2 separate regions of the Homo sapiens genome follow, and region 2 is linked to region 1. A link is a loop called in an ENCODE intact Hi-C map of the cell type or tissue named here. Cell type or tissue: PC-9. All regions are shown on one strand.

Region 1 (5,000 bases):
GAAGCTGGAAACCATTATTCTAAGCAAACTATCACAAGAACAGAAAACCAAACACCACATGTTCTCACTCATAGGTGGGAGTTAAACAAAGAACACTTGGACACAGGGCGAGGAACATCACACACTGGGTCCGGTCGGGGGGTGGGGGGCTGGGGGTGGATAGCATTAGGAGAAATATCTAATGTAAATGACGAGTTGATGGGTGCAGCAAACCAACATGGCACAGGTATACCTATTTAACAAACCTGCACATTGTGCCCATGTACCCTAGAACTTAAAATATAATAATAATAAAAAAGAGTTATAAGGTGTTGAGCAAGATTTTAACTTTCAGGTCAGTCTGTTTTCTTCTCCATAAATTGGAATATGGAGTATTATTTATCTCAAAAAAATTGTTGGGAGGATTTTAATGTAAAATGAAAGGAATTTGCAAACTATTCTCTGCGATGCAAAGGAAAGATATTAGTAATTGGAGTGTTTTAACTGGACTCACACTTTCCAGTGTCCTTACTAAAATTGATCTCCTGGGTGACAAAATTATTGAAACCTACACAAAACCTGACCATAATAAATACATGCCAAAGTCTCTGAGGTTACTCTTATATTTTATTAATATCTCTGAGATTAGACAGGTATAGATTCTCACAGCAACAACTTTGAAGAGTTATGACATTTATCTCCCCAAACCCAAAATTAAAGATCTAATACGCTAAGGTTTTATTGATATCTTTGTACAAATGTTTGTGTTTCATGAGAGGAAAGGACGACTGTAAACTCTGCCAGCCATTTTGGAGATCTTCGCTAATCCCTGCTATGTAAAAGTTCATCACTAATCTCTGCTATGAAAAAACACAGCCTTCTCCCATAAGCCTGTGATATTGCCCTTTCTTTATTGACTGACCCAAAGACTAGAATTAAATAATGACAGTTGAGTGTTCAATCTCTCCCTCTACCCAAAACACACACATGGCCCATACTTGACTCTTTACTGGGACTATTTTCTTTTTAATCATTTGTGGATAGTGTTGGCAAAAACTAGGGAAGTGCCTGAAAGAAAGTTAAGATAAAGTCTTAGACCTCTTGTATCTCAGAATCGAAGTATCTTGTTCTCACATATGCTTTGCTATCCAAAATTGAATCAATAATGGCACCAAACAAGGCTGTACTAAAGCTTTTTATTTGAATTCAGTAACTCTAACTGACCAAGTTTCCTATACAAATTATAGTAGAAATCCTGTTTCATTGGCCTCCAGCAATTTTTCTATATTTGCATATTTGTACCCCAAAAATATTCTCCAGTGGTTTTTCTAATGAATTGTATTGTTTAAGGAATTGACAGTACATTAAAAAACAAGAATAGGGAAAAACTTAACAAAATATTAAGAGTAATTACTGTATACAGAATGTAAGTATGCGATTTATTTTATTTTTCTCCTTTCTGCTTGTAGATATTTTCTAAGCTTTCATTAATTAATATGTTTTATGATAGAAAACATTCAAATTTTACTTTTCTGAAGATGGGGCAAACTCACCATGAAGCTCCCCCAAACAAGAATGTTTTACATATATTCAAGGTACATAGGTGTGAAGGTTTACAAACATACTAGATATTAATTAATAACTATTCAACAAAAATGCCAAATTTAAAAGAGAGAAATTTTGCCTTAGTGTATTCTTTCTTATTGTTTTTCTTCTGCAGCAAGTTCTATACTATTTTGGGAAGAAAAATAAAACCAAGCAGAAATGTACAAAGTAGAGAATGAAAGTTCTCTGTCATCCCAGATGGGAGATAACAGTTTGTTGCATAATTCTCCAGACTTCTTATCACTGACACCATGTATTTTATTTTATGCTACAAAAATGAAATTGTATTATATGAACTCTTTTGCTGTATTTAATTTTCTATTTTATATCTCACAAATATTTTTCTACATCAGCACATTAAGTCATTATTCTTCCTTTTCTTTAAAAATAATCAACAAAAATTTACCCCCAATACAATGAAATGAAAATTTATATAGGAATTCTCATTCTTTTTCTCCACTTATTCCATATTACTCCACCTGCATGGAATAACAACTTTAAAATTTTTGATGGCACTTTTCCTAATTAATTTTTGAAATCAGATAAAATACATAGATGACTGCGAGACAGGCCTGATATTTAAAATTTTTTTATTAAAAAATTTATGGGGTTAGTGGCATTTAGTTCACTAATTGATAAGAATTTAAAATTAAAACAATTACCTTTATAGTTTATGTTGAGCCATGAGGGATTTGTTTTGAAATCAAATGGAGCCAGGACATTCAACTCATGCACCCTAAAGATGTTATAAGTGAAAACAGTTTACTCTGAATGAGGCAGTTCATAACAGCACATCAAAGTGACACACGTTACTATTTTCATACAAGGATAAGCTATGCGATTCACCCACATTGTGGCACATTTCAAAACTGGCTGGAATGTGAAGGAATCAGCAATGAAGATAATAATCTCTATAGAATCTTTTTCTGACTCAAACATCTCACTCTTCTTGCTAGAATTACAAGTTGTGGTAACAGTTACAGCAAAATTTCAGATCAGTCATTAGGTGAGACGGTATAAAGGTAACAAGGGACAAGGCAACGTCTAGTTACGAAATGTAAACTCACTTCATGACCAAACCAGTAGTTCTTCAGATGTAAAACAGGTTCACCTAAATGGTGCTATAACATATTTTTTAACATTAAGTGAGCTACTGTAGCAGTTAGAATAAATTAATTAAATGCTAAATACATCTCATCATGGATATATTTTTGAAATGTAATGTTGAAAAAAGTTACAAAATGACACCTATTATATGATACCATTTGTATTAAAAAAACCTGCTAAGCAGAAAAAAGTGAAGTGAGCTAAAAAGAGTTTTTAAAAACTGGCTGACTTGGATGACAGCCAAATAACATTTTGTCCACCTTGTCATCTTTGTCCAATTAAGTTCCACTTTGTCCACCAAGTGGACTTAATTTTATTTGATGTCTCAGCTAGAATCTTGATAGTTCCTGCCATCAAACGTAGAAGGAGAACGTAATACCATGGAGACAGCGCAGGCTTGAAAAACAACAAGATACAGGTTCTAATCCTGGTGGTGCTATAACCGTGCACTTGGGCAAGTCACCTAACCTCTCTGGGCTCAAATTTCCTACCTATAAATTGAAGAGATTAATCTCTGAGTTCCCTTCCTGTTCTAAAATCTGAGTCTATTAAAGCATACAGCTGGACTTTATATTATACCCAAGTTTGTAGTCGTGTGCAGCTGGCCAACCAGTTAGCTGCCTCCTGAAGCTTTAAGGTCTAATTACTTCAAATTCCTCACCTCTGACTCATGTTAACTACAAACCCTTAAAATCCGGTGCTCAGAGAATCCTAGAGAGTCTTGCCTTCTCCTTTCCCCAGGCATAGCCTCACTGTCTCCAGTCCCAGGGAGGAGGCTGAGGCTGCACGTGAGCGCCAGATACTTCCTCCGTGGGCTTGCCTGCAAGCATGCTGAATAACATTCTTTCCATTGCAAACATTGGTATCATTATTTTTTGATAGTTGCATATTGGTATTAATTCGCATATTGAAATAGAATTCCTTGCTTGCACAATAAAATTAAATTGTGTAAGCACTCAATTTCTAAGAAATCATTTGTAAATATACATAATGTATCTCAAGGCAACCAATATATTGGCAGCCAAAATCTGTAGAGACAAAATTCAACCATAGCAAGACAAAAAATTACCTGAAAAATAATGTTTTACACTTACATAAAAATGATACCATTAAAATACACGTATTATCCCATTTTGTCCTCATAATAACTCTTTTTTGGATGATTCCATTTGACAAATGAAGGCATTGAAATAGGAGATACACTGTCGTTTGGTCAAGATGATTCAGAAAGTTAGTAAGAACTTGGGTCAGAATGTAGGTCTCTTGCCTCCCAAAAGCTATTTCCAATATAACAGAAATTATTTAAATTGGATGTGGATGATCTTTAAGCTCCTTTCTTGTTCAAACCTTCTCTGATTCAATACCAGACCAGGGAGTAATGGGTTCGCTTTCTTTCCATGAGCATCCTCTGAAGAGGTAAGAGAAACAGTCCTAAGTGATTCTATCCACTTCATTTCATGATTGTTACTTTTATCATTTTCAGATAGAACATTTGCCTATTTTTACTTAAATAATGAAAGTAGGCTGGATGCAGGGGCTCATGCCTGTAATCCTAGCATTTTGGGAGACCAAGGCAGGAGGATCATTCAAGGCCAGGGATTCAAGACCAGCCTAGGCAACATAGCAAGACCTTGTCTCTACCAAAAATAAAAAATAAATAAAAGTAAGAAACTATGTCTTTAAAAAAATCCACATCCTCTAATCCATAAAGACATATGAAATGTTAAATATAAACATCTTTCCTATTCAATGTTAGCTTTTTAATTCTATTTGAAGACAATGTGCTACTTACTCAAACATCACGCAGCCCATGCTCAGGGACACATAGTACACAGTGTAGAAAAGAATGACACATAGAAGAAACTTCTGCAAAACAACCTGTGGAGAAAACAGGCATGAGGTCCAAGAGCCTGGGATTTTTCACATGGTCTTTGGTAACTATTTTGACAAAAGATGATGAATGATTACTAGATAGTGTTGGCTAGCCTTGTATTGCTTAAGGACCCATGGAATGGGAATGACTTCAAAGTGCCCATCTTGGAGCTTCTTTAGCGGTATAATTTTCTTAAGAGTCATGTGTCTTTGGGTTTGGTTTATTCTTCCTACCATGTATTGAAATCAATTAGTTTTTCTTTTAATTTGAGCATTAATAGCCTCTAGATATTTCTAGATGATTGCTTTCATTTCAATCCAAAATAAGATGAATAATACATAGTCTCTATATTAGTATGTATTTTCAACCATTAAACTTTTCTTATTTCTGTTAATATTAAACTTCAAATAACATTTTAATTTTTTAATACATTCAC
Region 2 (5,000 bases), 56 kb before region 1:
AGAATAGCATAAGTGAGGCAGATGACTTCAGTGACAGCTGATCTGAGCACATGCTTTGGTTAAATTCTAACTTTATAAATATTTATTGAGCATCTAGGCAGAAGCCGGGAATGGGAGTATGGTGGTGAATAAGGTAGACAAGATCTAGACCTTACTGGAACATACACTTCAGTAAGGCACATGGACATTGAATTAGTGGGTGATGAAAATCTTGTAAGTTGAAATGAAGGGCACTTAGCCTAGTGAAGAGTGAGGGAAGATGATTCCAGGCAGAGGAAATAAAACTCACGATGACTCAGAATTAAGAAAGAGTTTGGAATACTGGGTGAACTGAGGGTGGATGGAGGTGGTGGTCTGGAACAGGGATAATGGGTTGGCGGGGGGGTGGTAAACAGGTGGAAAGGTAAGCTTGATACTGAACTGGGAGCCTCTGGGGTCTTGTTAAGAATTTAATTTATCTTGAAAAACAAGGGAATCTTTAAAGAATTTAAAGAATTTTAAGCAGGTGAGTAACATGATTAGATTTACATTCCTAACCTAACACAGTGGATAAAATAAGCAGAATAGGACACTTTTGTTCAAATATGGCAGATGGAACGTGTACACCTCTAACTGCTCCCCCAGTCCTTTCTAAAATAGCAGTAAAGGTATTTTTTAAGAAAGCAGAAATCCTAAATGACAAGGAGAAGAGGAAAAGTGATCCCATCAATAAGATTTTGGAAGCTGGAGAGCAGATGGCCAAGTGGTAAAGGATTTAACAGGCCCAAGAAAACCAAACCAACAGTGGAAAAGCAGAGAACCAACCTGATTTATACATTAGAATCCCCCAAAGCTCAGCAGCTGCTGCCACCAGCTGCTTCTAAATGTAGACATGACAGGGTCCAAGGAAAGCAACAGAGTCAGGAGCATTGGTCTAATGTCTGTTTAAGAAGCAGTCAGTCTCTGTTCCATGTAGCTGGGCCACTGTGTTTCACTCATCCTGGGGAAAGGCTGAAGGCTTATTCTCTGGAAAGGAGGTTTCTGGACTAGAGGACACCCAAGCATGGCCAAGAAGAAGGAGTAAGATAGATGTTGTCAACAGACCGGTACTGAGACCTGGCAACTTAATTCTCCACTCCTGGACAGCTAAAAGCCAAGCTTTTGTTCATAAGGCAAGAATGTGGAATGATCTCCTTTAAAGAACCTTTTCAGCTCAGAAGAAATGTCCTAAAAATACTAACATCAGAGGCTCCACAGCTGCTGTTATGGCAAATGATTTTATTGTTATGAAAGTATTTAGTGAGATTTTATTTTCCCCCAAATAGGTTCCTTTAAATAATGTTATATTAAAATTTATATTAATAATTATAATTTAGTTTGCCTTTTAACATTTATATGTCATTTTGAATATTTTAGAATATAACTTTTTTGAAAATATATAAACAAAATTTTAATTTACATATTTCATGAAAATACAGTCATTTCATATTCAATGAAGTTAAGCTCACTTTAAATATAATTGCATTTTATTTCTTAATCCTTTAGTAAGAATGAGTTTAAATTGAGAAATAGAAAATATAAAAGTAGAGCTCAGGGGAAAACTAAAAAGCATAAGGAAATAAATGTTCAATGGGGCAGTCTGCTTAAGTTATTAAAAACTGGAAACAACAAAAATAAGATTTATACTGAGCATGACCCATATAAAAATTGCAAACCGGCCTGGGCATGGTGAGTCACACTTTTGTAAACAGGGCCTGAGCGTGGTGAGTTACACTTGTAATCCCAGCACTTTGGGAGGCTGAGGCAGGAGGATCTCTTGAGCCCAGGAGTTCCAGACCAGCCTGGGCAACAAAGTGAGACCTTGCCTCTAGAAAAAAATTTTTAAAAATTAGCTGGGCATGACGATGCAAGCCTGTGGTCCTAGCTACTTGGGAGGCTGAGACGGGAGGATCGCTTGGGCTCAGGAGGTCAAGGCTGCAGTGATTATGCCACTGCACTCCCGCCTGGATGACAGAGTTAGACCCTGTCTCAAAAAAACCCCACAAAATTGTAAACAAGATATTACATATTCTTTATTGTAATACATAAAGATTTAATTACTGACCAAAATAATGAAAATGAAAAAAATTATTTTTATCAAGTCCACAACTTAAGTCAAATGAAATCCCTGCAATTTTATATAAATAAAGATTTAATGAAGATATTACTGTAAGAGATGGCCAAAATCGCAACATAAGTGACAGACATATGCTGAAAATAAAATAAAAAATACGTTATAACTATGTTTAAACTTTGTACAATTATTGTTTCACTCCCAAATATACTTACAGTGGCTTTTTCTTTTTTTTTTTTGAGACAGGGTCTCACTCTGCCCATGCTGGATTGCAGTGGCACGATCACAGCTCACTGCAGCCTCAACCCCCCAAGGCTCAAGTGATCCTCCCACCTCAGCCTACCGACTAGCCGGGACTACAGGCACATGCCACTATGCCCAGCTAATTTCGTTTATTTTTTGTAGCGACAGGTCTTACTATATTGCCCAAGGTGATCTTGAACTCCTGGACTCAGGCAATCCTCCAGCCTCACCCTCCCAAAGTGCTGGGATTACAGGCATGAGCCACTGCACCTGGCCATATATTGTGACTTTTATTAACAATTTCATTTACTATTCCTCAGCTAAGCGGCTTCACCAAATGTAAATTAATTAAAAAGTCTAAGAACTACACTGACCTAATTTGACATTAATGTTAATAGAATACAAATCGTGAGAAAATCCTAATTTTAACATAAGTAGTATTTTTTAATTTTTAAGTGTTTAGTTATTAGATGGCATTTTGGCCTCTGTTTATACTCTCTCACAGACCATCTAGTAGTTAGCAATGGACTTGAGACTGGTCAACAGTTGCTAAATCAGAACCCATTAACTTAACCAGGTGTGGACTCATTAACTTAACCGGAGGATACTGTAGACCTGATAACCACCCTTAATACTTCACTGGGATCATTTGGCAAGCAATAATGCAAGCAAATTAACCTGAAGTGATTCAGCTAGGGTGAAAGAAATCAGAGAGAAAGGATGCATGAAAGGAAGATGGTTTCTAAATCACTGGTTCACATCAGAATCACCTTCACGAAACATTGAATAGAGTAGACAGGGCTAATAAAATTTTTCACCCAGAAAAGGTTTGGCCAAATAGTTTCCAGACTATTTGCAAAACTGGAGTGGTAATGAGTTGCTGGTTTACTTTTGTTATTATTTTTTTCTTAAAAAATAGTGATTCTAATGTGTGGAAGCAATTGCAATAAAATACTCTAGATATGACTTAGTGGCATCATCTTCTCATTGAAAAAATACCCCAACCTCATCTTATCTGCAATGGAAATAGAGTATTTCTTTAGTGCATATAATGAAAAAAATTACAACTGTCAGAAATGATAGCCTAGACTACTTGAAGAAAGCTTCCCTTAAAGCTGTAAATCACCAGTGTTAGCACAATTGAGTAAATTTCCTTTTCCTTCCTTTTTTATTCTTCTCCCTGTCTATATTTCCCCTCCTCTTTATTTCTTTAATTGTCCGCCTTATAAGTGTTTCCCCACGTTGACATTTTGAGTAATGCTTCTCATTAAAAATTTAAAAATATTTTCACATTTTTGAACATATGAAGCATCAAAAATATGTGGCCTTTGTGATATAATTCTTTAGATTTGTGACAGATTTGGGAAGAAGATATTTTTAGTTTTGACATTTGAGAAAGTTTTTACCTGTATTAAAACATATGTTATAGTCTTCATTAGGATTCCTATTTGAGCACAAAAAAATATCTGCAAGAAAACGCAAATAGCAGCAACAGTGAAGAGCACTGGCTTAGGTCAAACAGACTTCAATTTAATCTGAGCTCCCCCTTTGCCAGCTGTGGGACATAAAACAACTGGCTTAACCTTCACTCGTCTAAATGTCGTCATCTGCCAAATGGGTGTAATAGTAGCTCCTATCTCCTAGAGATGTGAGAATAAATTAATCTGTGTGAAATCCTTGGAATTGTGTGAGGCACACAGACAAGCTTGTGGATGTTATTATTGATCCCACTGTTATTATTATTATTCATTATTTTTAACTGACTCTGATTTACTTTTATAAAATAAAATAATACATGCCTGATATGGTTTGGCTGTGTGCCCACCCAAATATCATCTTGAATTATAGCTCCCATAAATCCCATGTGTTGTGGGAGGGACCCGCTTGGAGATAATTGAATCATGAGGGCAGTTTCCCCCATACTCTTTGTGGTAGTGAGTAAGTCTCACGAGATCTGCTGATTTTATAAGGGTTTTCCCCTTTTGCTTGGCTCTCATTCTCTCTTGACTGCCATCATGTAAGATGTGCCTTTGTTCTTCCCTCAACTTCCGTCATGATTGTGAGACCTCCCCAGCCATGTGGAACTGTGAGTCCATTAAACTTCTATTTCTTTATAAATTACCCAGTCTTGGATATGTCTTTATCAGCAGTGTGAAAACAGACTAATACAATGCTCACAATAGAAAAATGTAGATTGTAAAGAAGCACAAAATAGAGTCTTCTTCTGACTGCTACCACCCACCTCTCTGTTAATGGCTCTTATGTATCGTCTCTCAAATTATTTTAGGAACCAGCTTATATATGATCCTTTCTGAAGCTTCATGCAGAGCAATCAGACCTTGCCCTCTGTTTGCACTTTTGTCACTTAACATTTATCTTGAATGGCTTTCTCTATCCACACATCTACATCACTCTCATTCTTTATAATAACTGTATCATATTCCATTGTATACATGTACTACAATTTATATAAACATCCTTTTGCAGTTTTTTTTTTTTTGCAATTATGTCTGTTAGGAAATGTCCTAATGTAGTATAATTTCTGGATTAAACTATGTGTATTTTCTACTTTGGTATATTTTGCTGAATTACCCTCCCAAAAAGTTTGCATTAATTTACTACAGTGGTATTTAATGCATTTGGGTATGGCTCTGAAAACATGTAT

Evidence for each region. Hi-C counts contacts between places; a loop is a spot of excess contacts. Peaks named below come from ENCODE experiments on the same cell type or tissue, not always from the same donor. Only the 100,000 strongest peaks of a DNase experiment are listed, where the experiment ranks them.
Region 2: a loop joins it to region 1, with 2.8 times the contacts of the local background. A loop is called at or near these places in 2 of 110 quality-filtered maps.

The regions. Positions count from the first base shown.
Region 1 is chr6:129,841,284-129,846,283 of GRCh38, forward strand. TMEM244 (transmembrane protein 244) reads right to left here. Exons shown (of 5, transcript NM_001010876.2): 2 at 4,484-4,569; 3 at 2,247-2,320. Among named protein-coding and RNA genes, the nearest start is that of TMEM244, 18 kb to the right of the region's middle. In PC-9, no CTCF peak of the experiment used is centred here; DNase peaks (open chromatin) are centred at 2,568 and 3,358.
Region 2 is chr6:129,785,028-129,790,027 of GRCh38, forward strand. No RefSeq gene overlaps it. Among named protein-coding and RNA genes, the nearest start is that of TMEM244, 74 kb to the right of the region's middle. In PC-9, no CTCF peak of the experiment used is centred here; no DNase peak of the experiment used is centred here.